2 separate regions of the Homo sapiens genome follow, and region 2 is linked to region 1. A link is an interaction called in ENCODE POLR2A ChIA-PET data of the cell type or tissue named here. Cell type or tissue: OCI-LY7. All regions are shown on one strand. Each heading gives the region's core, and the rest is flanking DNA. Links, peaks and the distances in the headings are about the cores only.

Region 1 (15,801 bases), core at 2,581-10,580:
GTGGTAGCAAAAGGAGGAAGGTTGCCCCTCCCGTGGCGATTGCCAAGCGCCGGATGGGATCTCATGGTATTCTGACTGGTTAATCACCCAGCAGAATGGGGACTGAGGCTTATTAGGCAAATGAAACATGATGGATGTTGTATTTCAACAGTGGAATTGGGAGGGAAGGCAGGCAGGGCCTTGCAGCGAATGCTGGGTAAGCATGGTCAGGAGGAGCCAGGTTCTGGCATGTGGGCAAGTGGGGAAGGCCCCTGGGGGACCCCAACATGTAGGAAAAACAGGTTCAAGGGGCTGTTTGAAGCAGGAATTGCAGGCTCAACTGACAACAGAAACAGCTTTCTTTTATTAAACTGGAAACCTGTCCAAAGTTACCTTGTGCCCACTGAGACCATGTCTCCAGAAGGCAAGAGCTAAAGCAGATTGGGGCCAGCACACACTTTCTGTGTCTCCAGGGAAGCCCCTTATGGGGCTCTTTACTCTGCAGAAGGGAGCACCTGCTGGAGGTGCATGGCAGAAGGAAGGGCAGCTGTGGGCTGCAGTGAGCTGGGTGGACAAGGGGCACGGGTGCTGTGGCCATGGTCTCTTTCGTCTCGCTCTCCCTGGAGCCTAGGAGGAAGCTATGACTCCAAGGCCTTGCAGAGAGGAGGCTCAACTGTAGCTTGCAAGATCCTGTTCTGGGCACTGGGAATTTCCTCATAGGTGGCTGGAGGAGCACATTTTCCCAGGGTTTGGGAGAAGGTGGCAGGAAGTCCCCGGGGAAAAGAAGCTGGTCAATTCAGCTCCAGCTGTCCTTGAGTGCTACAGGCCCCGGGTCCCCTCACCAAATCTGCCCCCAAGACCCTGCCAAGTACAGTGGCTATATGAGGTAGAATTGTTATTACCCTCATCCACAGGGATGATGAAATGCAGGCTCAAGCAGGTCAGGGACTGGCTTAGGGTCCGGTTGCAAGTGAGCTTGGGCAGAGCCAGAAACGGACCCAACTAAGCTTGACTCCATCTTGGGCACAGATGGCAGGGCACCTTAGGAGGCTCCTAGGGGAACAGTTCTCATTGAGTTCACCTTTTTTTCTCCAAGTCTCCTTGGGGAGCTGATTGCCCATCCAAGAGGATTCCATGTCTTTTGCTCATGGATGCTGTTGTTCATTCGATGGACCTTCACTGGGCAAGGGGGTGTGTTCAGCTCTCTGAGGGACAGCACTGAACCAGACACAGGCTCTCGGGAGCCTTGGGAATCTGACCACCTAGGAGGCCTGCAGAGGGGAACACCATCAGGTCTGCAGTCAGAGGTCAGGACTTGAGTCTGGGCCCTGCTGTGTACCTGCCATGGCATCCAGGACATGTTCTTTAACTTCTCCAAGCCTAAGTTTCTCTGTCTGTACAATGAGAATAAAGGGCATTTACTTTTCAGGATTATTGAAAGAATTGAAAGAGAGAGCTCAGGGCAATAATACCTTATTCAAACTCCTTGAGGCCGGGAGTGTTTCAAGATTTAGAATACTTTTTGGATTTCAGAAATGGAATATGGTGGATATGCCACAATTTTGTCACCCCAGCATGATCTGGGACAGTGTCCTGTAATCAAACTCACTAACACTTCTGCAGGGAAACTAATGAATATTCACAGTCCATGGGATAAATAAAGACTTAAAATAGTTGCCAAATGAATTTTCAAAAAGCTTTCTGTGTTCAGAGTGTTTGGGATTTCAGGATTGTGGATAAAGGCTCTGGCTAGTAATGATAATGGTAGTGACTATTTGCTGAGCATTTACTGATTTACATGCATTTACTCACTGAATCCTCACAGCAACTCCACGAGAGCAGGGGCTGTCATTATCCCTGTTTCGTAGCAGAGGCTGAGGGCCTAGAGAGGTTAATTCACTTGCCTATAATCACACAGTTGCTCAGTAGCAGAGCTGAGATTGGACCCAGGCAGTCAGGCTTCAGCATCTGTGTCTTTGTTCAGGTTAGCAATTCAGGAAGATGGTGGGGCTGCTGGCAGGACCTCAGACGGCACCTAGCTAGCCTTCCTGATGCGACAGAGTGTGATGAGGAAGTGTGACTCTCCAGGTCCCCTGCCTTCTTTGCACCAGGGCCTGGGAATAGAGCCATGTTCCTAGGCTCCCAATCTAGTGTGCTATTACACACACACACACACACACACACACACAACCTCTCAGCCTCCACCTCCCCAGCACTACCAGAAGCCAGAAAAACATGTTTGGCCAGACTGAGGTGCTGGGAAGGAGAGCATGACATTCACAGCACTCAGCCTCCTTCTGCCTCTTCTTCCCCCTGAGTGACACCCCCTCCTCTCCTGAGGCCCTCAGCACCCTCCTTCTGAGCAAGGGGGCAGTAGCTTCAAGGGGATGTCCCTGTGCAGTAGAGCCCTCTTGGGTTGCACTTGATCATAAATACACAGATTGAGGCTAGGGAAGGCCCCAGAACACTAGACTTGGAGTCAGATAGGTCTGGATTTCAATGCCTGCTTCTTTTCTCATGGGGCAAATGGTCTTCAACCAGTGATTCCAGCTCCCTGAGGCCAGCAAAGTAACAGTTACTATCAAGTACTTGATAGTTAACATAAGGCCTGATGGGTTCCCAAGGACAGCTTCCCTCCAGACTCCAGGGAGAGCGAGGCTGGCTGGCCTAGACCAGGGCTGCAGCTCCTGTGGCTCCCGCAGTTCACGGCAGCCCACTGCCCTCCCTCCTGAACAGATGAGCACCCCCGGCATGGCCGGGCTCCCTTCTATGGAGGAAATAGCTCCATGAGGAAGGGCTCCCTGGGGAAACAGAAGTGTGTGGTGTCCCCGGACTGCTTTAAGTCTTGCCATGTGGAGACATGGATGTGATGGGCACTGTCATTTTCCTCATCCGCAAGCTTTTATCGCGGGACCTCTCAGGCAACTGACCAATTGGTGCTCCCCAGAAAGCTGAGCGGCTGGGCCTTGGGGCCACCCCACCCACATTCTCTCATGTGATGGGGGGCACTCAGGGCGTGAAGCCCTGGGAAGTGGGGTTCTAGTCTTCCGTCTGTCAAGAGAAAGATCACTCCCAGGCAGGATGATGTGGCTCATGGCACAGATTCATGAGTCAGGAACCTGAGTCTGAACTTTAATCCCACCGTTTCTAGCTTTGCGACCCTGTTTATCTCTCTGAAACTTCATTTCTTCATCTATAAAATGGGGATGATAATACCTGTTACTTCAAAGGGCTGTTGTGAGGATTAAACAAGGTAGTTAGTTCAAACAAGGATTAGCTGAGCCCCTGGCTCAGCTAAGTGCTTTCAGGGGAGTCCTGAGCAGACAGACATGGCCCTGGCCTCACAGGCCTTACAGTCTCGTAGGTGAGTTGATGATCAAAGTGGAAAATAAAACAAAATATGAGGTCTTGGCTTAAAAAATAGTTCTTATCATCCTCCTTTGAGTGTGGCTATGCTTAGTTAACATGAATGTATTAAAGCATTACCATGTATCAGTATTTATTATTTATTTGTGGGCTACTAAGAGACTTATGTAAATAGAGAGATTTTATGTAAATAAACATAATGCATATGTATAGATGCATAGCCTCAGTGGACCCTCGTAAAGATTCTATGTAGCGGGTATTTTCCCCATTCCTCAGGTAAAGAGAGCAAGGCTTAGGGAGGTGAAGCGATTCTCCCATGGCTCCACAGCAAGGAAGGGGTGGAAGAGAGACTTGAACCTGAGTTAGTGTGCCCCAAGGACCCGTGTTCTTATTCACAGGGTGACCACCTCCCTGTTAGCTCAGAGGCCATGGGGTATGTGAAATGGCTTCTTGCAAATTACAAGGGCCAGGCAAGTATAAGGGATTATTATGGCTCCATTCCCTGCATCACATCTGGTCCCTTGAACATGGGCAACTAAGCCCAGGATGGGAGCCAGGGAGACAAGGACATGGGGATTCCAGAGAAGGAATTGGCTCCCCTTGCCATTTGGGGGACACTTGGTGAGTGGAGGTGGCATCCCCCTGGTTAATGCTTCTTTGGGGTTTCTTGGAGCTGCTCAGCCCAAAGGGAAACATCTCTGGAGAGCTTATATTGTCCTTGGGAGGGCCGTTAGCTGGTCACTGTCTCCACTGTGCAAAGCCAGCTCCATTCTAGAGAATCCCCTAAGCCCTGGATCTGCCAGCTGGGAGGCCTGGGCTTTAGTGACAGACATGCTTGGTCCTGAATCCCAGCTCAGTGTTTCCTAATTGTGTGACCTCAGGCAAGCCATCCAAACTCTCAGAGGCTCCACTTCCTTATCTGCAAGGTAGGGAAAAAGTCCTGTCTGCAGAGCTGTCTTCAGAATTGAAGAGAACATCTGCAAAGCACCCAGGACGGTGCTGGCACAGAGTTGACCCTCCGTAGATGGTACGAGATGAAGAAGAGGGGCCCGGTGGGCAGAGAGATGTCATGGCTGGTAATGCCAGTCTGTGCTGCAAGAAGCAGGGATGACATTGAATCCAGCCAATTAGGAGAATTTCTCATAAAAATTTAATTCTTCAGTAAAATAATAGTGTAAAATGAAATAGGTGAAGCATTTTTAAACTGTAAATTAATGATCTATAGTTATAGCCATAATAATAATAATAGCTACCAATTACAGAATACGGAAGGCCAAATCTGGGCCAGGAGCTAAACACGTTGCAGGCTCCCCGCTTTCTGAGATAAAGATGCTTTGCTGCATTTCGCAGGCCAGGAGACCGGGGTTCAGCAAGGCCAGTGGTGTGCCCAGCACCCTGCAGACACTGGGTAGCAAAACTATAGCTTCTCACTCCTGTGTCATCCTCTGTCCTGTGTTCAGGCCTTTTCAAATACACTTAGAGCAAATGTAAAGAAAAAACGGAACGAGAGCCACCTCTCTTTCAGTGTATGTGTCTCCAATTCAAGGTTAAATGGAATTTAATCTTCCCTCTCCAGACTTCTGTTTCCTGGTGCCAGCTCTGCTTCCAGGCCAGGAACACCTTATGAGCCAGGCATACCCTCGGGCCCCTGCCTGCAGCCCTTTGAGAAAGGCAGTTAAAGCCCCCCAGGTTTTTCTCCTGCATCTTTGTGTGGTGAGAAACTGATAATCCAGACTTCACATCGGTTCCCCTCAAGACTTTCCTGTCTTCAGAGACAGTCTGCTCTCAGGGGACCCTTTGGAACCTTCTCTAAAGTCACCCCCACTGCTACTGACTCCTCTTCAGGGTTAGAAACAGACAAGATGCTGCTGTCTGGAGTGTAGTTGAATTCGTGAGCACTGGAGTCAGGCTACCAGGTTCAAACCCTGACTTGGCAGTTACTGTGTGGCCTTGGGAGAGGCACTCAACCTCTCATTTATAAAATGAGGTTGATAATAATATCACCTACCTTCTAGGATTTTTGTGACATTAAACAAATTAACACATGCAAACACTTAGAGCACTGTCTAGCACCTTGTAAGTACTCAAGAGCTATTAGCTACTATCATTATTTTCTATGCCCTAAATGTTCATTTCCTATCCATGGCCATAATGATTTCTGCTCAATAACAAAGATAAGAAGCAGGATAGCTCTCATTTAGAAAGTTGTACACAGCAATAAACTCTTCCAGTGCACCAGCTCCTCAAAGTGCAAAGCACAGTGAATGGCACATAGTAGGTGCTCAGTAAATGTCAAGATCCCTAAGCACGCAGATCACCCAAATTACTTTTTTACTCAGTTAACTTTTAACCCCTCTTTGTTTTTTAAGCATATATATGCCTTATATATATATATACAGGGTCTCTAATATATATCTAATATGTTGCCCAGGCTGATCTCGAATTCCTAGGCTCAAGTGACTCTCTCCTACCTCAACCTCCCAAAATGCTGGGATTACAGGCTTGAGTCACCTTTCCCAGACTAACTGTAATTCAAATTGCCCTCAACAGTGTGTTTCTTAAAGAAAACAATTTTTTTTTCTGTGTGTTTTAAAATGGACCGAATCATTTTACAGGTCACTCAATGATGGACTGCCATCTTCCAGGGTTGCCTTTCTTTGTGAACCTCCCGTTGCCTTTATTCCAAACCTCAAGGCTCACATGCCCCATATCCAGCCAGCCCCCAAATCCTGTTGATTTTCCTTAAATGGCCCTCTTTCCCAGGCCTTGCTCATGGCTTCTGTTCAGCATTTTTGTTACTCCTGAACTGTGACAGTTCCCTCTAGATCCTCCCCTTCCCAGTCAATCCCATGTCATAAATCTCCCCTTTCTAGGGATCCATCATGGGCCGCCCCTGTGCTGCCCCACCCTGTTCCTAGCCCTGTCAGGCTATCTTTCCGACACAACCTTATTCTGGGCAGCTTTTCTTGCTTGCCCAGCTCATTTGAAAACTCTTGAAGGAGACATCACATTTTAGGTGCCGCATGGATTTTCCAGTACATTCACATCTAACATAGAGTGAGCACAAAAAGAGGCCTGCAACACACACTTCCCAGTGACCAGTGGAGTGGTTAGAGCCATGCTTTCAAATCCAGTTGAGCTGGCCCTGTTTGTAGTTTGAGAAATATTCTGGGGCCCGATTTGCCAGTCTGAGTAACTAGGTGTGGCACCAAGTGTCGGCAGCTAATTGCTTTTAACCATTATTAATAGGTCTGCACTAATTATCTCTTGCACATAGGCAAGATTTTACAGATGAGAGAGGGAGGGAGAGGAGGAGTAAAGGGATGTGCCCAAGGCTACGAGGTGAGTGGATTGTCAGCATGGGGGCTAGAACCCAGGGATTTGCAGTCCTAGGTCAGGGGGTGCCTCCAGGTAGGGGTGGGGTGGAGAGGGGTGGTTTTGGGGGCTGCAGGGCTGGGACCGGGGAGAACAGCTCTGCGCAGGTTGGTGAAGCTACCGTCTTGCCTTCCCCCTCCCCCCACTCCCAGAATGCAATCTACCGAAACCTCTTATTAAAAGTATCCTGGGGGTGATAAAAGTGTCACTAGAGATTTGCTCATTTTCTAAACTGTCATTAAAAAGAAATTTATGGTCAGGGGAAATATAGGCAGTGGAGGGTGGAGTGTGGGCAGGGAGAGAGGGAGGATGATTTCAAATCAGTCCCTTAATAAATTAAAGATGCTCACTTGCAAGAGGGGCTTGGAAAAGGAAATTGCTAGAAACTCATGGCTTTCTCCATTCCAGCTGGCCGGTGTCCTCCTCCTGCACTCTTCCTCTCAACTACACTCCCATTCACACCCACCCCTCCCCTCCTGACAAATCCACAGGGCAAATGCTTCCTCCCTGCGGGCCCACCCCATCCCGTCCTCCTCCAGGAAGGCCTCCAGTTCCCCTCCCTGAGGCTTCCACAGCCCCACTGTCTGAATATTAGATAGACTATGTCTCACCCCCACTATACTGTAAGATCTTTGAAGGTAGGAGTCTTGCCTCGAACTATTGCATGAATCTTAATCAAGGGAGGTGGAGGTGATCTCATTCCCTTAAATTATTAGGAAATGTTAACCGAGAAAAGGGAATGAAGAACCCAAGGAGTTCAGACCTCATTTCACACACGAGGAGCCTGAAGCTCGGAGGGGAAATGGAACTCACCTCAGGTCACAGGGGAGCTGTGAGAACCCGCCTCTCCTGGGGTCCAGCAGTGTGCCCAAGAGCTTACACTCAGAGTCCAACTGTGCCCTCCCCACTCACTGGCTTGGGGAACCTTGAGAAAGTCACCAAGCCTCCTGTGCCTTGGGCACCAGAGTTGTTGTGGGTATCAGCTGTGACGCTGTTCGTGCTTTGCTCAGTGATATTTTTATTTTGCATCACTTTGTCATTGGCATCATGATGGCAGGAAGGAAGGCAGGGAAGCTCGAAGCTGTCAGGGCTTCAGTCTTTTGCCTGGACCCTCTTCACCTGCTCAGCAATTGTCCAAGCATCCACTAAGTGCCAAGTCCTGGGCTAGGCTTGGGAGATACAGAGACCAGCAGGCATGGCCCCAGCCCTAGACACACTTCAGTCTGGTGGGGAAACTACTGCTGCGAATGTGGGGGTCCCCGATGGCCTGGCTCTCACTCCTTCTGGGTGGGTTGTGGGTTCACATTTCTCCCCCCACTGGACTTTGAGTAGCCCTGCCTCTGGCTTTGGCCAAGCAGGACCAGCCCAGAAGGAGGCCTCTGGGGAAAGGAAGAGGGTGTGCCTGGCAGGGGTGGGAACAAGGGTGTGGGGAGCTCAGCAGGTGCTGACCACTGAGAAAGGGAAGTGAGAGAGCAGGTTCAGGCCAGGTTGCAGGCTGGGCCCGTGGGGATGAGGCTCTTAGGTCTGAGCCAGGCCAGCAAGGTGGAATAACCCCGCCTCCGCCTAATGCAGATGCTCAACTCTTGCCCTGAGTGAGGTTCAGGAAGAGAGGCTGGAGGCAGGGGGCAGTCCATAACAAAAGGCTGAGAGCTGAGCCTGCCTCAGACCTGCTCTGCTAGCTCCACAAGCTTCCTGCCTGGGCCTCCTTCCCCGGTCGGCTGGGCACGACGCTGTCCTCTGCTTCCTACCCTCCGAACTGAGGATCAGCTGAAGGCAGTCAAGGAATGAGCACTCTCTGAATGAAAAGAGCACATTTCAGAACCTCATGGAAGCCTTTTAGTGCACATGCCATGAGGCCTGGGTGGGGAGGGGAGGGAAGAGGAAAGGGAAGAGGATTTGACATCGAGATGGAAAGAGGGAACACAGAACTTCTGTGCACGGCATTTAGAACACAAACACTGCATCACTGAACCATGAGGCTGCAATGCAGACAAAAGAAGCCTGGAGAAATCCCAGTGGGTTTCTTGGAGGAGGGGAAGGCTGGTTTGGGCTTCACAAGTTTGGTGCACACAGGGAGAGGGGAGAAAGTAAGGCACAGGCCACAGCGGGAGGGCTTGGGACCATGGGGGCCCTGCAGGTCTGGCCAGGCCATGAGCAGAGTAGGGGGTGGGAGGCTTCCAGTCTCTAAGGGGCCTGAGGACCCAGGTCCCCGCAGCCCTCCTGACCCCCAGGGGGCCCCTCCAGCCTGTTTGGTGGGTTGTTTGCCAGCCTCTGCCTGGGAGCCTCGGCCTTCCATCTAGACATCAGGCCAGCCTCCACGTGGAGGCAAAGGACGGCAGATCAAGGATGGGCTGACGGGCAGGGGGTGTGATCAGTGGAAAGTTCTGCCTGCACAACAGCACACTGATGCCTCCGGGGCCAGCCTTGTCCTGCGCTCAGGATTTCTCCCAGCCTGGCTTGGCCTCTGCTTTACTCCGACACTATTTTTATGCCTCGATACCTCACTTTGCATCTGTGGCTCTCTGTTTTGCTTTCTCTCTCTCTCTCTCTCTCTCTCTCTCTCTCTCTGTCTCTCTTCTCTGCCTCGTTCTGAACATCTCTGTCTGGCTCGCTGTGTCTTGCTTTCCCTGTGTGTCTCTCTCCATCTCTGTCCCTCTCTCTCTCTCTCCCTCTCAGGACTCCCTGACCCGTTCTGTGTGACTCTGTCCATCTGTGACCTGCCCTCTGTTACCACAGCACTAGCTGACAGATGCTGAGAGTCTAGGCTGGAGAAGTTTTTCGGGTTCCAGGCAGGCGTCCTGGAGACTTCAGCCTGCAGGGAGTGCGGCTCCTTTTGCTTTAATCTGGGGGGAATCTGACATTGGTTTCTTTGACCTCCTCTGCCTTTGATCTTTATCTTTGAAACCCTGTGTTGTTAGAATGCGATTGACTTCAGATGTTCTCATCCTCCCCAGAAAGCTGAGGGAACGCAGGGCAGGGGTCTGGCTGGGTGATCCCCCAACATCACATGGGCAAAGATCCTTCAAGGGCTCTGGGCTTCAGGCTGGACACCTCCAGCAGGCTGAGAGGCTGTTTGTGAAGCCTGCAAGCTCTCATACAGTGGAGGGCCATGTGGTACATGGGAACACCCGGGGCTTCAGGAAACAGACCTTCCTGGGTTCTAACCCCAGCCCTGCCATTGCTGCCTGAGTGACTCGGGACAGGTCGTAACTCTGAGTTTCTGTTTTCTCTTCTGGGGTTTCCATTTTCTCACCTCATGGGGGTAAAACTGAGCATGAGAACTTGATGCACTGATACGTGAAAGTGCCTCATGGATTACTTAGTATGTAGCTAGTGCTCAAAAATGTTCCATTTCCTCTGCCTTCCTCTTCCCTCTCTCCAAGACTTCATTCAAGTCCAGGCTTCGCTGGAGCAATAGAACATCCCTATAATAATTACAGGGCCTTGCTCATCATCCCTGCTTTGCAGGGCACAGAGACATTGATAGATACACCACTCTCACCCCACACCTTGTGCATGACCAGCATGTGGCTATTTTTACAGCATCTCCAGGGCTTATCAGCCCTCCAGCTCTCCACCCGCATTCATTCACTGAGGCGTCAGGTCATAGCAGGACCCAGAGAGTGTAAATGACAAGCACAAAACCAACAATAACAATAAAGTAACCGACTTATACAGCGCTCTTGTGCCTGCAAAGTCTTCCTTCAGACAGACTTTGTTGCTTTTCATGAGACTCCCCAAGAGGTTACAGATAAGAGGCCAGACCCACCAACAGTGACCTAGCAAGTCAGGGACAGAGCTAGGACTCAACCCCTGGTCTTCTGACTCTCAGACTAGCCTACCGTGTGTCACCAGCAGGCTTCAAGCACAGCTTTTAGAGACTGCAACTCAGCTGGTGTGTGCTGGGGCCTGTGAATCTGCATTTTAGTAAGCTCTCAAGAATTCTCATGCAGGTGGTCTCCTCCAATCTGAGAAACATCCCTCCCCAACACGTGGATGAAAGAAAGTGATTCTTGCTCAGTTCTCTCCCTAAAGTGGCAGTAGAGGTTTGGCTGGTGGTGATGGAACTCTGCCCCTTGCTGTGGGCAATTAGGGTCAAGGGTTGATTAGGCAAGCTGGAGGGAGACTGATGGGGCCTGGAAATGTGAGTTCTGCATCTGGTGCTGGGGTGCCTCTCTGTAATTCACTCTAGGGGGCTCCTTCCCAGGTGAGGAAATAAATTGGGGGTCACTGGTTCTCAACCGTGGCTGCACATTGAAGTCACCTAGGGGCTTTAAAAAATATTGATGTCTGGAAGCAGCCTGTAGAGATTGTGATGTGATGGGTCTGGGGTGTGGTCTAAAAGCTCCCAGAGGATTCTAATGTGGAGTCATGTTTGAGGATCACTGAACCGGGACACTGAGGTCAGTTCTACAAAATTCCAGCCTGTGACTGAGAGCAGATGTGGCACAAGAAATGTTGTCTTCATATGTCTGTGTGTCTGTGGGTGTGTGTATAAGTGTGTCCCTGCTTGTGTATGTAAATGTGCCTGTGTGTGTTATGTTTGTGTGTGAGTCTGCATATGTTGTCTGTGTGTTTTTCTGTGAATGCACCTGAGAGTGTGAGTCTGTGTGTGTGACAGAGAGACCTGGAGGGCAGGGCAGAGGGGATAGGAGGGGCTGTAGAGGTGAAGAAGGGCTTTCTGGAGACACAAGTACCCTGTTTTTATAGATAGAGCCCAGAGAGGGTAAATGACCAAGCCTGGACCCTAGGCCTCCACAGCACCAATATCCACAACCCAAGGGTCTAAGATAGGAGGCAGAAAGGAAAATCAGAGCTGGTGTATGGCTCCAGGTTTTGCTGGCTGACATGAATGTTTTGTTTGTTTGTTTTTGAGATGGAGTCTCACTCTGTTGCCCAGGCTGGAGGGCAGTGGTGCAATCTCAGCTCACTGCAACCTCCGCCTCCCACGTTCAAACAATTCTCCTGCCTCAGCCTCCTGAGTAGCTGGGTTTACAGGCCTCCACCACCATGCCCTGCTAATTTTTGCATTTTTAGTAGAGACAGGGTTTCACCAGAGACGGTTGGCCAGGATAGTCTCAAACTCCTGACCTCCAGTGATCCACCTGCCTTGACCTCCCAAAGTGTTGGGATTACAGGCATGAACCACCGCGTTTGGCTGACATGAACTTTTGCTTTGCTTTTTTACCTGCTGCAGAATGCTGGGCTCAGGACAGTTCAGCCAGATGTGCTGGTGTGAGAGGGCTGGGCAAACCTCTCTGAGAACCACCAGCTCCCTGAAGCTGCTCCCCAACCAGTAAACCCTGCTTTCTCCCCCACAGATATTTCATGCATACAGGCTATGCCAGCATGAGAAAGAGCCAAGTCCAGACCCCTCACCAGGGAGCAAACCGTCCAAGTGACACTCCAACATCTTGGGGCTGAAGGTTTTTGGACGGAGTGCTTGCCCCAATGCTACCTAGACAAAGCCCCTGGGGAACTGAAAATGCTCAGGGTTGGGGCTGAAGAACCTTCCTCTTACCAGCTCTGTGATCTTAGGCACTGGTAAGCCCTGGTTTCTGCATCTGGTAGATGGGCCTGCAACACCTGCCCAGCCTCCTGAACAGGGGAGCTGGAGGCGCAAGCAGGGGAATGCAGGTGAAAGCACTCAGCAAATTAGGCAGGATCCACTTGTGCAAGAGGTTATTTCCAGGCATGACCTGAAGACTGCCCCAGCCACTCTCCAGCCCAGATATCTTCCTCAACTGCCTGCTGATCCCTGCCATTCTTATCCTTAGATCTAGCCTCTGGATTAAGGATATTCAGAAGATTCTGCTGATTTACAACTAAGGTTTCTGACGGAAGCAGAGGCAGGGGTGATGACACACTTCGCACCATTCATGATGCTAGTGTGACTTGTAAGCAGCTCAACATCAGGAGGTGGCACAAGCTAGGAGGGAGGAGGCTCCTGCAGGGACGGACCCAGAGGGCCTTTCCAGGAAAGGCCAAGGGAGAGGGCCGCTGGTTGCTCTGAGGCTTCCTGGACAGAGAGGGTGAGGTGCTGGCTTAAGTGCCCTGGGACCTGGGAGTGACTGGTGAGGAAAAGAGGCTTGGAAAGCCAGAGGGGACCCAGAAAGGCCATACCAGCTTGACTTACTGCAGCCTGGCCCAGCATCAAGGATTTGGGACCTGGAACCTGACAGATCAAGGACTCTGCACAACTGTGTGGCATATTTCTGAACCTCTCTAAACATCATTTTGTCATTTATAAAATGGAGATAAGAACAATTCCTTTTGGGAGGCTTTCATATACACAAAAGCAGACTAGCTGTTATTATTCTTTACAATTTCGCTGAGACCTTAGCACGGGCAGACTGTGTGTGTGTGTGTGTGTGTGTGTGTGTGTGTGTGTGTGTGTTCTGCCCCCCCTTCTGAGTGTTCACCCCATCTTTGCTGTACTATCTCTCTCCAGACTGAAACAGAGTGCAGTAGAAAGGAGAAGAGTCAGGAGTCAGAAGACCTGGATTCAAATTCTGCCTTTGTACTGGATGAAGAACTGTAGACAGGTCCTCATTGTCACCCAGAGCCTCACATATAAGGGCAATAGATGGGACGATAATCGCTAAACCATGAGGTTGCTGTAAGAATGATATAAAATAATATATCAGCAATAATAGTCCACGTTTCCCCTACACTTACCAGTGTGCCAGGCACCCTTAAGGGCGTCACACACATTATTTCAACCATTACAATCTTTTAAGTATCCCTACTTCTGTAGATGTCCCTACTTCTGTAGATGTCCCTACTTCTATAGATGAGAAAACTAAGGCTCAGAGAGGTTAAGCAACGTGGCCAAAGGTCACACAGCTTGTATGTGGCAGAGCATGAATCTGAATCCAAGTGGCGACTACTTCACTACTTTACTGGGCACAGGATCCCAGCACATCCAAGTTGGAAGATACCTTAAAAGCACACCAGGTCCAACCTGCTGTTGACTGCTGAGGAGCCCGAGAGCCCCACTCCTAAGTTGTGTTACAAATCAAATCTCCTTTTCACCCTGACCTGCATCGTAACTTCCCAGATGATTCTCTGCATCTGAAGGCCTTCACCAGACACATGGCATCCACAGAGCGAGTATGGTTCCCTTCAGAGGAGGGCATCGAGACCCAAAGAAGCCAAGTAATCTGCCCAGGACCACATAGCAAGTCTCAGGCTGAGCTGGGAGTCCAGCCTCCTCCTGCAGGCTCTTTGCTGCAAAGCCTTGTGTTACATGTACTTGGTGGGGCTGGGGGCATTTGATGCTGGAGAGAGGGTAGTGTTTCTGAGACCTCTGTGTGTCTCTAAAAGCATCTAGGTATGACCCTTGATGGCTTGTGATCTAGATTCTGATTAGATGTGGGCAATAATTTCTCCTCCTCTCCCTGAGACCCAGCCCAATGTGGAGCTTTGTGTCAAGTATGGCTGCATTCCTGTTGTGCCCATCCCAGTGCCAGCTACAGACTTGGTGGCCCATGGAGTGGCTCGCACTGCTGGTTGTCTACTCAATATTCATTCAGATTTCTGTATCAAAGTGATATCAGCATGCCCAGCCTCAAGTGATGAAGTGTGATGGGTCTAAATCCATCATGGTAATCCGTTTCCTCTTTGCCAGTGATAGGCTTGTGAGTTGCCGAATGACACAGTTCCAACCAACAAGATGGGAAGGAAGTAAATGGGAACCTCCAGGAAAGATTTTCCTCCCGAATGAAGACACGTAAGAGAAAAGAGCCCTGGGCCCTCTCCCACTCTCCCTTCCTTCCTGCTGGTGATGCTTTTGGGAAGGATATAATGCCTGGAACCAGGGTGACTGCCTTGTGACCATGGGGCAACACCTGCTGAGGATGTCACAGCAGGAGGATAGAGAGAGCCTGGGCCCTCACTGACATTGTTGAGTTGCTGCACCAGCCTTGGAACCACCTGCCTTGTCAACTAAGATCACATATATATATGTACTGGTTATGCCATTATCTGTTTGGTATTATGTTACTTGAAGCCAGCATATCCTAATCAATAAAAGGGATAATAAAGGAACTGGGCATGGTGGCCCACACCTGTAATCCCAGCACTTTGGGAGGCCAAAGAGGGGTGTATCACCTGAAGTCAGGAGTTCAAGACCAGCCTGGAAAATATACTGAAACCCTGTCCAGCCTGGAAAACATACCGAAACCCTGTCTCTACTAAAAACACAAAAATTAGCTGGGCATGGTGGTGGGCACCTGTAATCTCAGCTACTTGGGAGGCTGAGGCAGAAGAATCACTTAAATCCAGGAGGTGGAGGTTGCAGTGAGCCAAAATTGCACCACTGCACTCCAGCCTGGGTGACAGAGCAAGACTCTGTCTCAAAAATAATAATAATAATAATGATAATAATAATAATAATAGTAATAAAGGGATCTACCTTATGAAGTCAACACTCTGATATCTGTTTTACATAAAAGAAAGCTAAGGTTTGGAGAGGACACTGTGATGCAGGGCAGGCGAGCCTTGCAGAGCAGGGCTACTCTGGGCACACTGCCTATGGGGTAGCCCTGCTCTGCAAGAAGCAGTGCCTCTGCTGCTGCTCTCCACTGCCACATGGATTTTAAAAAGCTGTCTAACACCCCAGCTCACCTTTGAATTCTTTCCTGAGTGAAGCCAAGAACCCTCCTGGGCTAAGCCCCAATTTTGGGTCTCACCTGCTCTGCATCAACTGAACTTTCCCACTTTATACACCCCTCCCTAGCAAGTAGAGAAAAAGGGATTTAGACCTCGTTCCATCTGACTCTCAGGTCTGTGTGCCAAACCACCACACAGAGAGGGCTGGCTCCTGCTGTAAGTATATCAGATAAAAAAGCTGATTTCTCCTCCTCTCCTAGATCTGTCTCTAAATGACCCTATTTCCAAGTATGCAGTGAACATGCATTTTGGAAAATGTCCTGTCAGACAGATGATGTGTTTCGGAGTTGAGAAAAAATAGAGATGAATGGATGGGGTCTGTGTAGGATAAAATGAGTCCTGCCTGTCAAAGCCTTGTGCTATCTTTAGGGACCCAGGACGCTCACCTGGGAAGAAGCAGTGAAAAAC
Region 2 (15,801 bases), core at 3,502-11,501, 160 kb before region 1:
ACAGGTTTTCCTCTAGGCTTTTTGGTGCAGGTCACTCAGATGTCTGCAGGCCACCCTAGCCCAAGCAGTCACTTTGTTTCTCCGGCTCTGCCCTGCCCGTCAAATCTACACACACGCTTCCTGGAGTCCTGTGGGTATGTCTCGTGTGTGCTCACAAGCCAGGCAGTTTGATCCTGTGTAGCATCTGTCATGTTTTAGTGTTGCCCCTGGTGATGTCCATGTCTGAGACCTCAGATGTTGAGGCGGGGTGAAAATGCCTCACCGTCACCTCCGCTGAGAGCAGCAACACCTCCAGGTGCCAAAGGGATATGCAGCCAGCCAGCCACGAAGCTGCCATGCGGGGTTCTGCCAAGAAGGCTGAGAATGCGCCTGTTCTCCATTCTACATGACAGTTGGTAACCCGGACACCAGAACAACTGGCTGACCGCTGCTTGAAAACAGTGCCCAGTGTCCACCTGTAGCTCTCACTCCTTCAGGCTTGGTCTGTGAATTTGGGCTGGGATCCAAATGTTGGGGGCAGGTGATGCAGGCTCCCCAATACCCCACCCCTCTGGGGTGCACACACTCAGGGCACTTCTCCCCCAAACCTTCATGGAAACCAGCACATGGAAATTGTGACCTCACCTCACAAGATAAGCAAGCAGGCTTAAAAATACCTAGATCCTTATATGAACGTAGCTCAGGTGCTGACTTCACTCTAGTGTAGAGGGTGATTTTAATTTTGTATGAATTATAATCAATGTGCTTTCCATTTTGAGTGCTTTTTTTTACTCTACATTGTAAGCATGTTCATATTATTACAGTCTTCATAGGCAGAATTCTTAGCAGCTCCTTGATAGTTCAATAAGGAGATGCACCCCTTTTCCTGAGCACCCCCTATTATTGGACATTTAGCTTATTTCCAGATTGTTGCTATTTTTAATGATGTGCATGGAACATCACCATATATTGGGCTATTAGTGCATATTTTCAGAATAAGAATGACCAACTTGAGAAGTATAAAAGAGTTTGATCCATTAAGTTTAATTGCCATCCAACTAGTTTGTAGCAACTCACAAGTCCACCAATATTTTCCACGGGTAGGTACCAGATCCTTAACCGTAATTGCTATAGGATCTGCCTGGCTGGATTACCTCTCTTCATAATGACAAGAATGATTCTTGAAGCTCAGGGTTTTATAAAGAGAAAAGGGAATTAGTTAAGGACTGAATGCAGACCATAGAATCAACTGCATAGAGTTTCTAACCAACCATTTAAACATACATATAGATCTAAAATAACAAACTATATATAGCTATAGCGCCTGTGGGGATCTTGTGTCAATGGCACTCTCACCTCCTAGGATGCATGAGTGAGGAAGAAATACCTTACTTAGCCTGGTAAGGTGAGGCCCTACCACTGCTCTGGAACACCCTTCTGTCATCTGTAGGGGGGATTACCCTCTGCTTCTCCATGCCCACCTTGGCCCCCATTCTGACCGATCCACACTGTAGCAGATGCTCCCTCACCTGTATTGGGAATGGCCTGACAATGGCATAAGAGTTCTTACTCTAAAGTTGCGCAAAAGCTACGCTTCAGGGGCGGGGCCTTCATCAGCTGTATTTCTGAAGTTTTGTTTGCTTTTGCTCCTATTTGCTACTATTCAGACCTGCTGCAAAAGCTGAAAGTGTGACTGTCCTCTAGTTTAGCAATTATGTCTTCTGCAGGTCCCTGGTACACAATGGCCGTCTCTCTTTTTTTTTTTTTATTTTTTTTTGCATTTTGGTAGTAGGAGGTGTGTGTGGACCTTCCCAGCTATTTACAGGAGGAGGAAATCTACTTCTTCTACATACATGGTACCCAAATTCATACTAAGCTGTTTTCTAGGTTGCTTAAGTGCACCCTCCCACCCAGCGCAGCAGCCCTGTGCCCTGTGTATGTGTGGGGAGGGAGGTTTAACTCTTTCATGCTACACCTACGTAGTCTATGAACTAAGGTGATAACTTATACAGATGGTCCCCAACTTCTGATGGTGCAACGTCATGACATATTGACTTTATGATGATGTGAAACAGTTGCAATTTTGATGTAATGTACAGTATTCAATTCAATAAATGACAGATATTCAGCACTTTATTATAAAATAGGCTTTGTGTTAGATGGCTTTGTCCAATGGTAGGCTAACCTAAGTGTTCTGAGCAAGTTTAAGGTAGGCTATGCTAAGCCAAGATGTTCAGTAGGTTGGGTGTATTAAATACATTTTATAGTTACAATATTTTCAACTTGCAGTGGGCTTACTGGGACATCACCTCATAACCCCATCATAAGTCAAGGAGCATCTGTACCTGGTTAATAGAAGGAGGGTCCACCCCCCGACAGGTGGCCATTTTCCTTTTTGAATGGGACAATTCTTATGATGAATCATATTTAACAATAAAAAGCAAAGCTATAATGGAATGACAGGCTGAAAGACAAGGACCCAAATCACTCCATAGAGGCACATCTCATTTTGGGGCCATTTTTTGGTCATCCTTGGAGGTGATGGGAAAGGTAGTAATTTCCTACTTGATGGGTTGCATCAATGACCACAGGTACCTGTCAAAGGATCAGGACCAGGTGAACAGTTTAGCATAGTGACTAAGTCAGACTGGAGTCAGGATGCCTGGACTCAAGTCTTGGTTCCTCCACATGTAGCTGTGTGACTTTGGTAGAATCACTTTCTGGGCTTCAGTTGGCTCATGTGTAATCTAGAATAACAATATCGACTTAATAATGCTGCAGAAATTAAATAAGATACTCAGTGTAAAGTGCTGAATGCAGTGCCTGGCATATAGTGGGGACCTAACAATTGCTGGCTATTACTGTAGTTGTGAGCATCTCATTCTCCAAATCCCCTCCCCAATGCTCCAGCAGTAATTGCACACCAGGTACGGTGTCTTACAACTCACAGATGACTTTCACTCCATTAACCCTTTGGATTCTCATAATTATGGAGGAGGAGAGTTGTTTTTTATTCTCCTGCTCTTGCTATATCATCCTCATCTCTAAAATGTGAACAGTTCCACCTCCCACCCTCCTTACAGGGCTGCAGTAAGAATGCCACAAGAAGGTCGATGTTAATTACATGGTAAGGTCTACAACATCATACAAATGGAAGTTACGTGAGCATTTGGAGCTGCCATTAGAGCCTGCCCTTTTACAAAGCCAAATATTTTATCTAACCACATAATAAGTTTCACAGACACGAGCTGCTGCTCCGTCTTCATCCATGATCTTGCACTTGAAGGGCACGTGGCAGACCAAAACAAGGAGAAATGCTGTATTCGGGTAGACTTGGATTTGTTCCTCTGTGACTTTGAGCAAGTTACTGAATCTCTTTAAGATTCAGCTTCCTCTTCTTTAAAGTCAAGTGGTACCATCTATGTCACAGAGTTATTATAAAATTTCAGTGAAATAATTTAGGTAAAATACCTGCCCATTTATTCAACAAATATTTACTGAGCATCTACTATGTGCTAGAAATGATTATAGGCAGTAGGAATAGGGTGCTGAACAGAGATGGGGGCCCTGTCCCCTTGGAGTGGGGGAAACAGATCAGACCATATATAATTGAAGTGCTTTCTGCTGCAAGTAACACAAAACTTGACTCCAAACAGCTTTGATAGCCCAGGTATTTAACATCTCATATAACATATTCAAAGACTATATATAAGACTAGCCCAGGGTTGGTGAGTTCACCAGCTCATCTATGCTATGAAGGCTAAATCTTTCCATCTTTCTGCTCTGCCATCCTCAGCTTACCTATGTTTGTCTCCAGGCTAGTGTCCTCATGGTCACAAGATGGCTGCTGAAGCTCCAGGCTGGCATCCTCACATGGCAAGGGTAAAAGGCCAGCCATGCAAAGGACCTTTCTTGATGTCCATTTTTCGTTTTCCTTAAGGTGAAATTCACATGACATAAAAAGGACTCATTTTAAAGTGTACAATACGGCAGCATTTAGTACGTTCACAATATTGTGCAACCACCACCCACATCAAGGTCCAAAACATTAGTATCACCCTAAAAGGAAATTCCTAAGAAACCTTTCCCAGAAGCTCAGAAGATGTGCCCTCAAGTCTCATCAACCCAAATTGAGTCACCTGATCGTTCTTAAACTTGTCACTGGCAAGGAGTGTGAGTGTGGGATTATTATGATTGGCCAGTCAGAAGTCCTTTCTGCCCAGCAGCCCCTGAAGCCCAAAACTACTGTATTCTTGTAAAAAGGAATAATGAGATTGTTGGCCCAGAGTGAAGCAAATAATAGATACCTAATGTATGCTTCTCTCCCATATTAATGAATGTTAGATGAGCAGGCAGAGCACACTCCAGCCTGCCAAAATGAAAAAATAAAATGTAACCAAAACAGCCCCTCCAAGCCTATGCCCAGTTAATTTTCAGTGCTTGGAGAAGGCATCTTTGCCACGAAAGAACAGCACACACTGTTTCGGAGATGGCAGAGGAATCGGCATCTGGAGCCTGGATGTCTTGCCAGCCTCTCATGAATTAGCCAATTACACTGCTTTTCTGATCTTTTTCACTACCCTAAACCGACTGCTCTTCTATTCCTTTTAAAAAATGTTACTCAGAAACAGTAGACCATAGTATGCATTTTGAGACGCCTGTTTGCAATCACATTTCCTTTTATGCAACTATTTTGAAGCTTGTTTACAGGCGCTACCTAGAAAGCTAAGATGGTATAGCTAACACCTGCACAAAACCTTTCCCACGCTTCATCCTAAAGGATGTGCTTCCCTTTCTTCCTTGCATTATGGTAACTTGTGAGAATGGTGCACTGTCCTTACTTGTCTGACAGTGCCTCAGGTGCAAGGAACATTCCAGATTATCCCTACGGCTCCTACCAAGATAAATGACTAATTAAGTTGGCACCTCCCCTCCTGTCTCTCTGGGGGTCAGGCTGCCCCTGGTTGCTCCAGGCAACAGGATGGGCCAGAGAGTCCCATAACAGGGAAGCAAAAGCAATAGCTTAGTGAAACAGGGATGGTGACTCATCTCTCATTTCAGAGATTGATGTATTTGTTCACTTAGCAAATATCAGTGGAGGTCAAAAATATGCCCAACACTGTGCTAGGCACCAGGCACACAACAGTGCTGCATGGACCCTACCTCCCTGGAGCTCAACGTCCACACTAGTCAAACAACCTTCCAAATATACAACTACACACTGTGGGAAATTAATATGTTTGCAACATTCAACTGGCCGAGTCCATTACCAAGAAAAACAATAATAGGAGAGATAATGAATAGTCTCAATGTCAGACAATTGCAAATGCACACAGAATCCAGATAAGGGGCCAATTGGCCATGACTCCTCCCATTAGTCCTTTTCATGTGCCTTTGAGGCTGCCTCCAAGGAAGTCCAGACTCTTTCCTTCTCAACGTGTTTTGAGTGGTAGTCTTTTGCCATAGCTCATTTGCAAATATCTCTTTTCATAGCTGCATAAGTACGTGATAAAGTAAGTGTTGTAAAATCTTGATGGTAGAATCAGAGTTAAGGGTCAGCAAACCTTTTCTTAAAAGGCCAGACAGTAAGTATCTCCCACATTTTGCAGGCCGTATGGTCTCTGTTGCAACCACACAACTCTGCAGTTGCATCATGAAAGCCGCCGTAGACAATTCATAAACAAATAGGCCTGGCTGTTTCCAGTGAGATTCTATTTATGGACACTTCTATTTGAATTTCATATAATATTCACATGCCACAAAATATCATTCTTCTATAGATTTCTTTTCTTCAACCACTTAAAAACCATTTAAGAATCATTCTTGGTTTGCAGACCATACAAAAGTAGGAGGTGGGCGGGATTTGGCCGATGGACCATAGTTTGCCTGTCCATGATCCGGGTGGTGGGGATGTGGGTATTCTTTCAATTCTTTGAGGTATTTGAAATTTTCCATATAAAATGTTGGGAAATTGTCTTTTCTAAGTCAATGGCTTGTCTTTTAGCTTTGTTTTGATGTTTCATTATTTAAAAATAATTTTTGGGGGGAGCATGCTATTTATTTGTAGCCAGCTAAACTTGCCAACCTTTTCCTTTGTGGTTTGTGATTTTGTATCTTGCTAAGGAATCTTTCCTACCCTGGCATCACCTAGCTATGCTCCTATATTTTCTGTAATCCAGCTGGAATTTACCTGTGTGTGTAATGAGAGCTCAGAGCAGAACCGTCCCATTTCCACGAGGACACTCAGTCACCCTGTGCCCTTCGTTACTGGTAGGTCCTTTCCTGCTGATTGGGAAGTTTGTCTCAGCCACCTGCCGGGTGCTCTGCATGGATAGATGTGACTCTGGACTGTCTCCCTGTCCCTTTGTCCATCGCTGGGACACTTCTCTTTGTTCCTCTCCTCACCGGGGATGGCGACAGCCTTCCTGCCTCTGGTCAGGAGTTCTCATGGTCTGCCCTGAGAGGGTCTCAGGTCTTTAGGTCTCAGATAGGCTTCAGGGAAGACCTTGGTTATGCAAAGCTTTTTGTATAGCATCACTTTGCTGCTGTATTAAGCTGACGTAGAGACTGTCCTGACTTTACTCTGTCTAACCAGTGCCCCTCCCCACCAGGGGCAAGGAGGAGGAAATAAAAGCAGGGATTGAGGTGAGAAAAGGAAGCTCTGGTCTTTCCACAGAAGAAAGCCACCAGGGAGCCCTCACCGCCCCCTTGCAGGCCATATGGAGCTGTGAGGGACTGTCCTGCACCTCCTGCCTCCCCCATGGAGGGTCCCAGGCGGGCTGCTTTCCTAGGGCCCCAGTCTCCTCGCCTGCGAAAGGGAGGGATGAGCCTGGGCTTCTTAGGTCTCAGAGCCCACCAGCATTCGGCCTGACTCATTGAGGACCGCCCCTTTCAGTCACTGACCTCCTCATAGTCTCCCCAGGGTTTCTCCTACCTCAAACCTCCCTCCTCAGGGCACAAAGCTGAGCATGACGGGCCTCTGTGGTGGGAGCGACCCTGTCTTTGGTTTCCTGGCCTCTCTGCCATCCCTTTGTCCTCTTGAATTCAAAGCCCTTCCTCCCATCCTCTCCTCACCCCTCAGTTTCTCCAGCAGCACCCACATTCTTTCAGTTTATCCCCTCTCCACTGCCCCCCAACTGAATGTGGACTCTCAGGGGATACAGGCAGGACCCTGATCTTGAGGTCCCAACTCTGCCATGAAAGTGCCCTGTAACCTGGGAGAGACCCTTCCCTTCTGCAGGCTTGTTTCTCCATTTTTCTCCTGGTAAAATAAATTTTTATCCAGAGGATGTAAAATTTCAGCCTACAATTCCAGCCCTGAAAAAGTCCTCATTGCAAACCTGAGCTCAGAGCAGCCCTCCTTTCCCCTCCTGCAATAGGCCTTCCCTTTCCAGACAAGCCCACTCTCTGCAGCCATTGGATACTGGGGAGGGAGCTGGGGGTAAATATGGACTCCCAGGATTGTCTTGGCCAGCCTCCTTCACCATCGCTGCATCCCCTTGGCTTGCACCTAAATTAAAACAGGTGTCTGAGCTCACGAAAACATCCTGGCAGAGTCCAGCTGTAACACAGGAAGGGAGGCAGCCACCTCCATGGCGGGGGGACACATCTCTTTATCCTGTTCCCTGCACCTTCCATTTAATTAGGCAGTGGGGTCTCTGTTGCCAAACCCAGCCCCTCCAACTGCCAGACTCATGGAAACTCTGCTTTGTAATCACAAAGAAAATATTAGAAGGGAGGGCCACTCACAGCCTGGGAGCTCCTGGGGGCTGGCTGCCACCTCCGCAGCTTAGCTCCCCATTCGAGGCACCCCATCCTCACTGGTTGCCTTCCCCTGAGCACCCGCATGGTCCCACCCCACATCTTGGTTCCCTAGTGGGGTGGTCATCCCCCACATGGGAGGGGATCTTCTCATAAGAGTTCTGGGACAGGGCCCAGCTAATCCTCTTCTTGGGTGGAATCAGAGGATTTGAGTCTTTGATGCAATTCTTTCTGGGAGGAGGAAGGGAGGGGAAGCTGTGCTGCTGAATGGGACAGAAAATAGCCCAAGCAGGCCCAGTGCAGACCCCAGAGGGGAGCACTGATGGATGACCCGGCCAGAGCAGGGGAGGGGACGCCTGCTCCTGGGGTTTTTTCAGTGTTAGACTCAGTAGTTTTCAAAAGATAGAAACTGGAAGAGTCGTTGAGGTGTGATTAAGACGGACCTGGATTCACTTCCTGCTGCACACGTAAGGAGTTGTAAGACTTTGGGGCCTGTGTTTTACCAGCATTAAGCCTCGGTTTTCTCATCCTTGAAGTGGGGATAAGAAGCATACCCCCCTTGCAGGGCTGCTGTGAGGGTTAGAATGAGAAAGCGCCACACAGGCTTTGTATAACATTATCATCACGTGTTAAATTTGGTTTCTCTTGACTTGTGTTTCCAACCTTACAGTAGGTACTCTGGGTGCCCTGCAAGGAACAATGAGAAGGGCATGCTTTTGAGATCCTCAAGAGGAAAAAGAGTGGAGTTGGCCCATGCAGGGATTAGACTTCAGTGGGTGGGTCCCCAGGCAGTGAGTGTTCTCACCCAGCTCCACCATGGCACAACTCCAGAAGGTATGGTCCTGGGAAGACTCGAGGAGGCTGGCGCTTGCTTGGCAGCTGCCTGCCTAGTGAAGACCCCATGCCCTTCATGCAGCCTAGAGGTGGGGAATGGCTGGGAGCCCGGGGATCTTAGGAGCTCACCCAGAACAGTACCTGATGGCCTGCCTCCAAGGCCCCTCCTTCAGTTCTGGAAACACATGAGATGCAGGAACCTAAAGTTCCCTAGTGGGGAGGGGATAAGGGATGGGATGGCAAGAATAACTGATAAAACTCCTCACCACACTGGAATGTTGAACCACAGACTCAGATTTAAGATGACGGGAATAAAGAAGTGTGTTTCTTATACATCTGCACTTAAGGACTCAGATTCCTGTTAGCACAGACAGAAAGTATTTATTAGCAAGCCCAGAACAGAGTAAATTTTCAGTACATGAGAGCGATTCTCAGGGTTCCTCTGCAGAATGGGATATCACAGTGTTGATGTGAGGGGTAAGGAAGCTGTTTATTTATTTTCAGTACTTGGAACAGCCTGGCACATAAATAGCATCATGGAAGTATTTGCTGTCAATCTTTAATTATTTAATTTCAGTTCACTTCCTCCTTGTACAGGAAGGGCTCAAGGACTGGAGGGCTGTTTTGCTGAGGTTGAACAAGGGCATGTGCTGAAGGACCTGTGGTGTTCCCACCACCACATTAGCAATGCCACTGTTCCAGATTAATCTACTGCATGGCACTGGTGGAGGGTCAGTAAGCATCTTTGGGCAGCTGCCCACATACCTGGGGGGCAGAAAGAATTCAGTGGAACTGGCGATGATTTTAAATAGGATGAATTTGTCCTCCAAGGTGGTCGTGGTTTGACCTCACGTTGGCTGGGGAGAGGGGGCAGAGAGTTTCGTATGCCTTTGCCATATGCTGTCATCTGTCAGTGCTCAGAGGGGGCAAGTGACCTGGGCCAGGTGGTGCCCTGAATCAGCACCAGCCAGGGTGAGACTTAGGATGATAAAGAGCACTGGAGGCGAGCGAGACACCACCCTGCCTGTCTGCAAAGATGCCGAGGAGTCCAAAGAGATGGCATTCAGGCGAAATGGAGACACAATCTGAGAATTAAAACCCTTAGAGTGAACCACAACCAGTTTGGAGCCTGGAGGGGAGCAGGTGTGGCAAGGGGACTAAGGTGTGAGCAGGTAGCATCTATATGTGAGTCAGGCTGCTAGGACAAAGCCAAGCTGGCGATTGTAAAAGAGGAGACCAGACGCAGGCAGGGCCAGCCCTTAGGAAACAGTCCTTACTCTCTCCTAGCTCTGCGCCCTGGGCCCCTCCAAGGCTCAGCTGACTCAGCCAAGTCTGTGTCCCTTCTTAGAGCCTAACTCTGTTCCTCAGCCCTCCCGCCCAGTGACACTTCGTAGGACTCATTGCCCAGGAATCCTGCTCAGTCATTGCATTGCCCGGCTCTGACCTGGGATTTCACAGATCAGTGACATTCAAAATGCAATATAATGGGACACCAGCATAAGAGGCCAACTGTTTCCTTTGCCAAGTAAGGTCATTTTCAAAACCTCATTATTCCCATTGTTCTATAAATAAGGGGATTCTTTTTTACTATCTGAATATTGGAAAGACATAACCTTGGAGTTGTCCTTGACGACCCTTCTCTCCCACCCACATCCAGGCTCTCAGCAGGCCCCAGCTGCTCTGCCTAGACTGCATCCAGGTTTGGTTGGGATGCTCTTTAAGAAAAAGAACGTCAAATGCCAAAAAGAAAATTAGACATGAGACTGAGTATTAGAGTAAGAAATCACAACACATCACAAATCACATTTTAAAAAGCTGGTGAAAACACAAACGTGACAAAATCCAGGAAAAAAAAACCTCACTATATTTCATTGTGTTCACTGATATGCCATTAAGACACTTTTTTCTTGTATTTTTGACTGCATAGTCTTTGATTCTTCTCTTCTTATGTCAATAATTTTGTGTTTCTTTAAATAGAGAGAATAGAAGGCCCGTTCTGTCTTCCTTTTGGGATTGGCCATGGCATTTTATTTTATATTATTGATCATTTGGAGAACTTTTCTGTCAGCTTCATAACTCATTGCTCTTAGGTAATGCAATTTTTAAGACTGATGCCAAATTTGGGAAACCGTCTATCAGATTCTCTTCCTATATGAGCTGTCAATGTATCGTGCGTTCATAATTGCATGCAAAGGATTATGGAGTGTATTCCAGATAGGAAAGAATTTTTTTTTGGCCAGACAGCGATGAGAACCAGATCCCCCACTTAGAAGTATACATAGCTGATGACAGCAAGAATTTTCCTTAGACAAGCTTCCTGCTCACTACATTCCAACCTTGTTTCTCCCCTACCAGGTTTGAATGTAATGAGCAGGAAGCCCGTCTAAGGAAAATTCTTCCTGATCTTTCTGATCCACAAACGTAATTTGGTTTTATCAAAAACTTCCTGCATTCTTCTTGCTTCTCTCACTCCGTTGCAGGCTGCAGTGAAAGCAGACTTCCTTGATGAGTCGGGGAAGTGGATGATATCCCCGAGACCCTGGTGGCTAACCCTGGCATGCTGTAGTATCTTTTCAAGATGATTGCCTTCAACAAGGGAGAAAAAAAATTCTTCCCTGTGGAATTCTGAGCACAAGGAAGACTGGCTGAGGGGAGAGTCCGTAGGGGGAGAGGCCTTGCAGGGCATGCCCACCGGCTTCCTGACCTGCCTGCCCCCACTGGCTCTGCCCTGGGCAACTCTGCCTGCTCCAGCCCTGCAGCCGAAAGGGCCACAGGGATTCACCCAAGAACTTGCCCCATGCCTGGATGAGAAGCCTCAGTGATCCCTGATGATGTGGCCATGAGTTCAGGTACAGTCTCTCTCCACCTCCACCCCCAAATTTTGGAGAGTGATTTCCAGGTCTCTTCTTTTCTCTAAAAAGTAATAATAAGGCATTCTCGCTTGGGGAAAAAATGATTAAATTTCAAATTACTCTGCTTGCCAGATAAGATTGAAATCTCTGCATCCCAGCAGGCCGGAGACCTGTTTTGCACACAGGAAGCTCCAACAGCAACTTATTTGCCACGTAGCGGGTTGACTGAAATGGAGCAGCGTGTTTAAAACTGCATTAAGGGCGGCAAACACGGTAATGAGGGCATTTGTTATACTGTAAGGAGGTTTCCAGAACATGGAAATTACCAACATGGCGATTATGATTGTGAACTCGGTGAGGGAAATCAAATCCATCCACCGCCCCTCTTCTCCTCCCATTAAAAGGCAGAGAGTGAATAGGAACAAGAGGCCTTTCAGGGTCTTTGGGAGGGAGGAGTCCTGGAAAGTTATTAAACACTTTAATAATGCGGGGAGTTGTGGCTTCAGCTCAGGTTTATGGGGGCTTTGATCAAATCCAGCCTCACAGCAGGGCCTGGTTCCCCAGGGAGACCCAGGGGAGAAAAACCACAAGGCAGGAAAAGGCTGGCTGAGACCAGCCTCAGATTTCAAAGCTCCGTGCAGAGGACGTATTGTAACTGGCTGGTGGTTCCAGTTTTCTTCCAAATGGCTTGAGGGCAGGGCCCAGTGTCTCTTTGCCATTCAGACTTGTCACCAAACTCAGACTGGAAGCAAGTGTGTGTTTGTGTTTGTGTGTGTGTGTGTGTGTGTGCATATGTGCAGAGGATATGCCAAAATCTAATGATGGGTATACATTGTTGACAGTTATGTACAGACAGGCCTGTGTGTGGTGTCCCCGCTCATACTTGAAAAGGCATCATTCCCAGAGTTGGTAAGATTGACATCTAATCACCACAGCCACTCAGCTTAATGTACTTAGCACCTTTGAGCCTCAGTTTCCCCATCTGTAACCTTACATCCCTTCCTCAGGAAAGCTTTCCTGATCACTCACACTAGTTGAGGTCCCCTGACAGCAATCCTGCATCTCCTTTAAATGGCATTTCTCACTCACACCCATCTTTCCTGAGCAGCAGCAAGCTCTGTGAGGCCAGCACCCACACAGGACCAGCCCTCAGTATATATTTAAGTCCCCCATCTCAAAAAGCTACTTTTATTCAAAAAAAATTAATTTTAGGCTGGAGAGAGTCTGTTTTAGTGAATTGATAACCACAGTAAGCATTGATGACAGCGCAGACATGATGGCACTTTTCGTTATGCCCCTGTACTTTGCATCAGGACTGGAGCCCTCTAACATTTACAGGGCCAGGAGCAAGAAGGTAAGTAGACATCCCAGCCCATGCTGGCTCCACCCCACTTTCATGCCTGTGGATATTCCCATCTATAGTCCATCTCCCCTGACAAACAACCACCCCTCGAGCCACCCCTTGGGCCCAGGGCCTGCAGTCATTGGTGGTGTGGTCAGACCTCAGGGAGACAGATATAGAAGAAGACTCGCTCAGGCCCAGGAAGCATGATTTGGGGGTCCTGGACTCCAGCTTGTGATCTAGAAGGAAAAGCCATCAGCTTGGAGTGAGCAGGGCCCCCTTACCCATGGATTCGTGGTCCCCTTCCCTAGTGCACTTCTATGCAGTGCAATGATGATCTTTACTTCCCCTTTATCTGTATATCCTGTGGACTCCTTCCCCACAGGGTGCAGAGTGGCCAGAGGTGGCCCTGGCTCCCCTTTTACCCATGGATCCTATGGACCCCTTACCGCCAAGGTGCGGTGTGGCCAGAGGTGGCCCTGGCTCCTGTTGCCCAGGTCTCAGGGTGGTGCAGACTTGAGCACAGGGAAAGACACCACTCCTTCCGCATCATTCAATCTGAAAATGGACTGTGGAGCCTAGCAGCTTCATATTGGTCGGTCATCCCTTTGGATTGAACATTGGCCCTACAAAACTTCTCTTTTCAAATGCAACTCTCTCTTGCTGTCCTCCCCATCCCTCTTTTCCCATGCAGGGAGTGGGACAATATACCAGGCCCATTTCTGGCATTGAGGATGGAACCGGGGCAGATGGGAGGTAAAGAAAAAGGAGAAAACGTGTTTTTTGTTTTTTGTTTTTTGTTTTTTTTTTGCTAACTCTGAGTTGAGCGTTTCAGGAGTGGCTTGGGTTGCCAGCATTGGGGAGTGTGACGGAGCCAATGGGCCATGAAATTTCAGAGCATCTTGTGGTTGAAGTGGAGGGGCACACCAGGAAGGGGCAGCCACTCTGCAGTTTCACTCAGATCCTGGCTGAGACCCCAGCCCTCACCTCCGGGAGCCTGCAGTTGTGAAGATACGTTCTTTCTAAATGTGTCTCTATATCTAGGCACATCTAAATATGCTTAGCATTTGACCTGCACATAACGAGAGCTCAAAAAATGCCTACTAAATAAAGAAATAAACAAATGCAAGCGTGAGGCCAAGGCCGGCTCCCAGCATTGCTGACCCTCAGCCCACCATGTGTCTCATCTTCTAGGCAGGGCTTATGTTCCAAACCAGCCTGGCATCCTCACATGTGGGACCCTCGGCCACAACCCAGCTTCCTGTTGTAAAGATAAAAGGCTATTTAACATTTCCTGTAAATTGCACTTAGGCTCCGGATCAAAGGGTCCCGCTGGGACTGCTATTTCAAACCTCAGTTCTCTTAGTGAGGAGCTCCCCGAGCCAGGGCGGTCGATACTGACAGAGGGAAGCCTCTGCTGCCTGTGGGGGTGCTCAGGCAGACATACTAGGCCCTTGCCCCCAGGGGCTTATCCCAAGGGGTTGGTCACCCCATGTCCATTAGAAGTGCAGATCAGGAAAGGAGGGTCTCTGAAGGCCATCACTCAGGTGTCAGGGAATGAAGGCAGCCAGAGCGGCAGTGAAGGACACACAGCATGCTGCCCAGGAGCAGTCCTTGAGTTGCAAACCACAGAACAGCTTGGGACTGGATGAGGCAGGGTCCTTGCTGGAGAGATGGCAGGAAACTCACAGGAGGGCCCGTGGCTGAGAACCAATCTGAGAAACAGAATGAGAGCCAAGCCAGGCTGGTCCTGGAGCTCCTGGCTAGGGAAGCTGTGGAGAAGGATGTTCTTGGACCTGCCCCTACACTCCTGCTTCTCACTGGGCTCCAGTGGCAAAGCCCTGGGAGGGGTGGGAGCTGGGCTCAGCTTGGGGCCTGGGCCTGCCCCTAGCTGGGGTGAGCAGCCCCTCCCTCGAGAGCCCCTCCGAGCCTGCACCAGAGGGAGAGCCTGGGGGCATCGGGCAAGGAGGGTGTTCTCTGGGCAGCGAGGAGATCAGCATGGGCAGGACTCAGGCAGGGCCTCTTGCTGGGGGCTTGGCCTCTTGCTGGGCACTTGGTGTCTTGAGACGGGCTCCAAATGGTAAAAAGCATAAGCACCTCCTCCTTTATGGTTTTATGAGCAAATGTGTGATTTCCCCCACTGTTGTTTTGGAGACTGTTGAAAGCCTGCTTCCATGTAACCCAACACAGCCAGCTTTTCACTACTTTACCCCTCTCCAAGTCTTTTTTCACCTTCTCTTTCCCCTGGAAAAGTGGAACAAATTAGGCAGGCAGGTGATGGGATTTTATGCACCCAAGTAGGCCAAAATAGAAAAACTATAAAGGCCAAGCAGTCTTCAACTCTAGGTACCCAGAGGATTCCTTTACTATAGAACAGCACCCAGTTAGTTGGTGTGTAGGTGCTCACACCTGTGGTCTCAGCGCTCAGAGGCTCAGGGAGGAGGATCACTTGAGCCCTGGAGTTTGAGGCTGCAGTGAGCTGTGATTGCGCCACTGCACTCAAGTGTGGGTGACAGAGTGAGACCTCATTTCTGTTTTTTAAAATAATATTTTAAAGAAAAAATAAATAGCACCCAGGACTCCCTAATTGCTGCTTGTTAGAACAGGAAAGCTCAACGTTTTAGAATGATTTTCATATGAAATGGTTAATACTTTTAACAATATATAGTTCTTAAATTGAGAACCTTAAATTAGCTGGAAATAAACTTTTTGGAGCCCCTCTTGGATCTCCAGGCCAGCAGGCATTCATTTTTTTTTTTCCTTTTTCTTTCTTTTTTTTTTTTTTTTTTTGAGATGGAGTTTCACTCTTCTTGCCCAGGCTGGAGTGCAGTGGCATGATCTGGGCTCACTGCAACCTGTACCTCCCAGGTTCAAGTGACTCTGCTGCCTCAGCCTCCCAAGTAGCTGGGATTATAGGCACATGTGACCACACCCGGCTAATTTTTGTATTTTTAGTAAAGACGGGGTTTCACCATGTTGGCCAGGCTGGTCTTGAACTCCTGACCTCAAGTGATCTGCTCACCTCCGCCTCCC

The links. ChIA-PET counts read pairs that join two places held together with the same protein. Peaks named below come from ENCODE experiments on the same cell type or tissue, not always from the same donor. Only the 100,000 strongest peaks of a DNase experiment are listed, where the experiment ranks them.
Region 2: POLR2A ChIA-PET joins it to region 1 with 7 read pairs; 2 of 35 experiments call an interaction of 5 or more read pairs at or near these places.

The regions. Positions count from the first base shown.
Region 1 is chr15:70,006,883-70,022,683 of GRCh38, forward strand. The region is part of intron 2 of LOC101929129 (a long non-coding RNA gene); the gene reads right to left. Among named protein-coding and RNA genes, the nearest start is that of MIR629, 65 kb to the right of the region's middle. RefSeq lists enhancers at 8,020-8,523, 9,930-9,979. In OCI-LY7, for the core only: no CTCF peak of the experiment used is centred there; DNase peaks (open chromatin) are centred at 8,269, 9,229 and 9,879; H3K4me3 peaks cover 2,180 bases; H3K27ac peaks cover 3,513 bases.
Region 2 is chr15:69,843,801-69,859,601 of GRCh38, forward strand. No RefSeq gene overlaps it. Among named protein-coding and RNA genes, the nearest start is that of LINC00593, 16 kb to the left of the region's middle. RefSeq lists enhancers at 1-220, 6,269-6,784, 9,191-10,390. In OCI-LY7, for the core only: no CTCF peak of the experiment used is centred there; no DNase peak of the experiment used is centred there.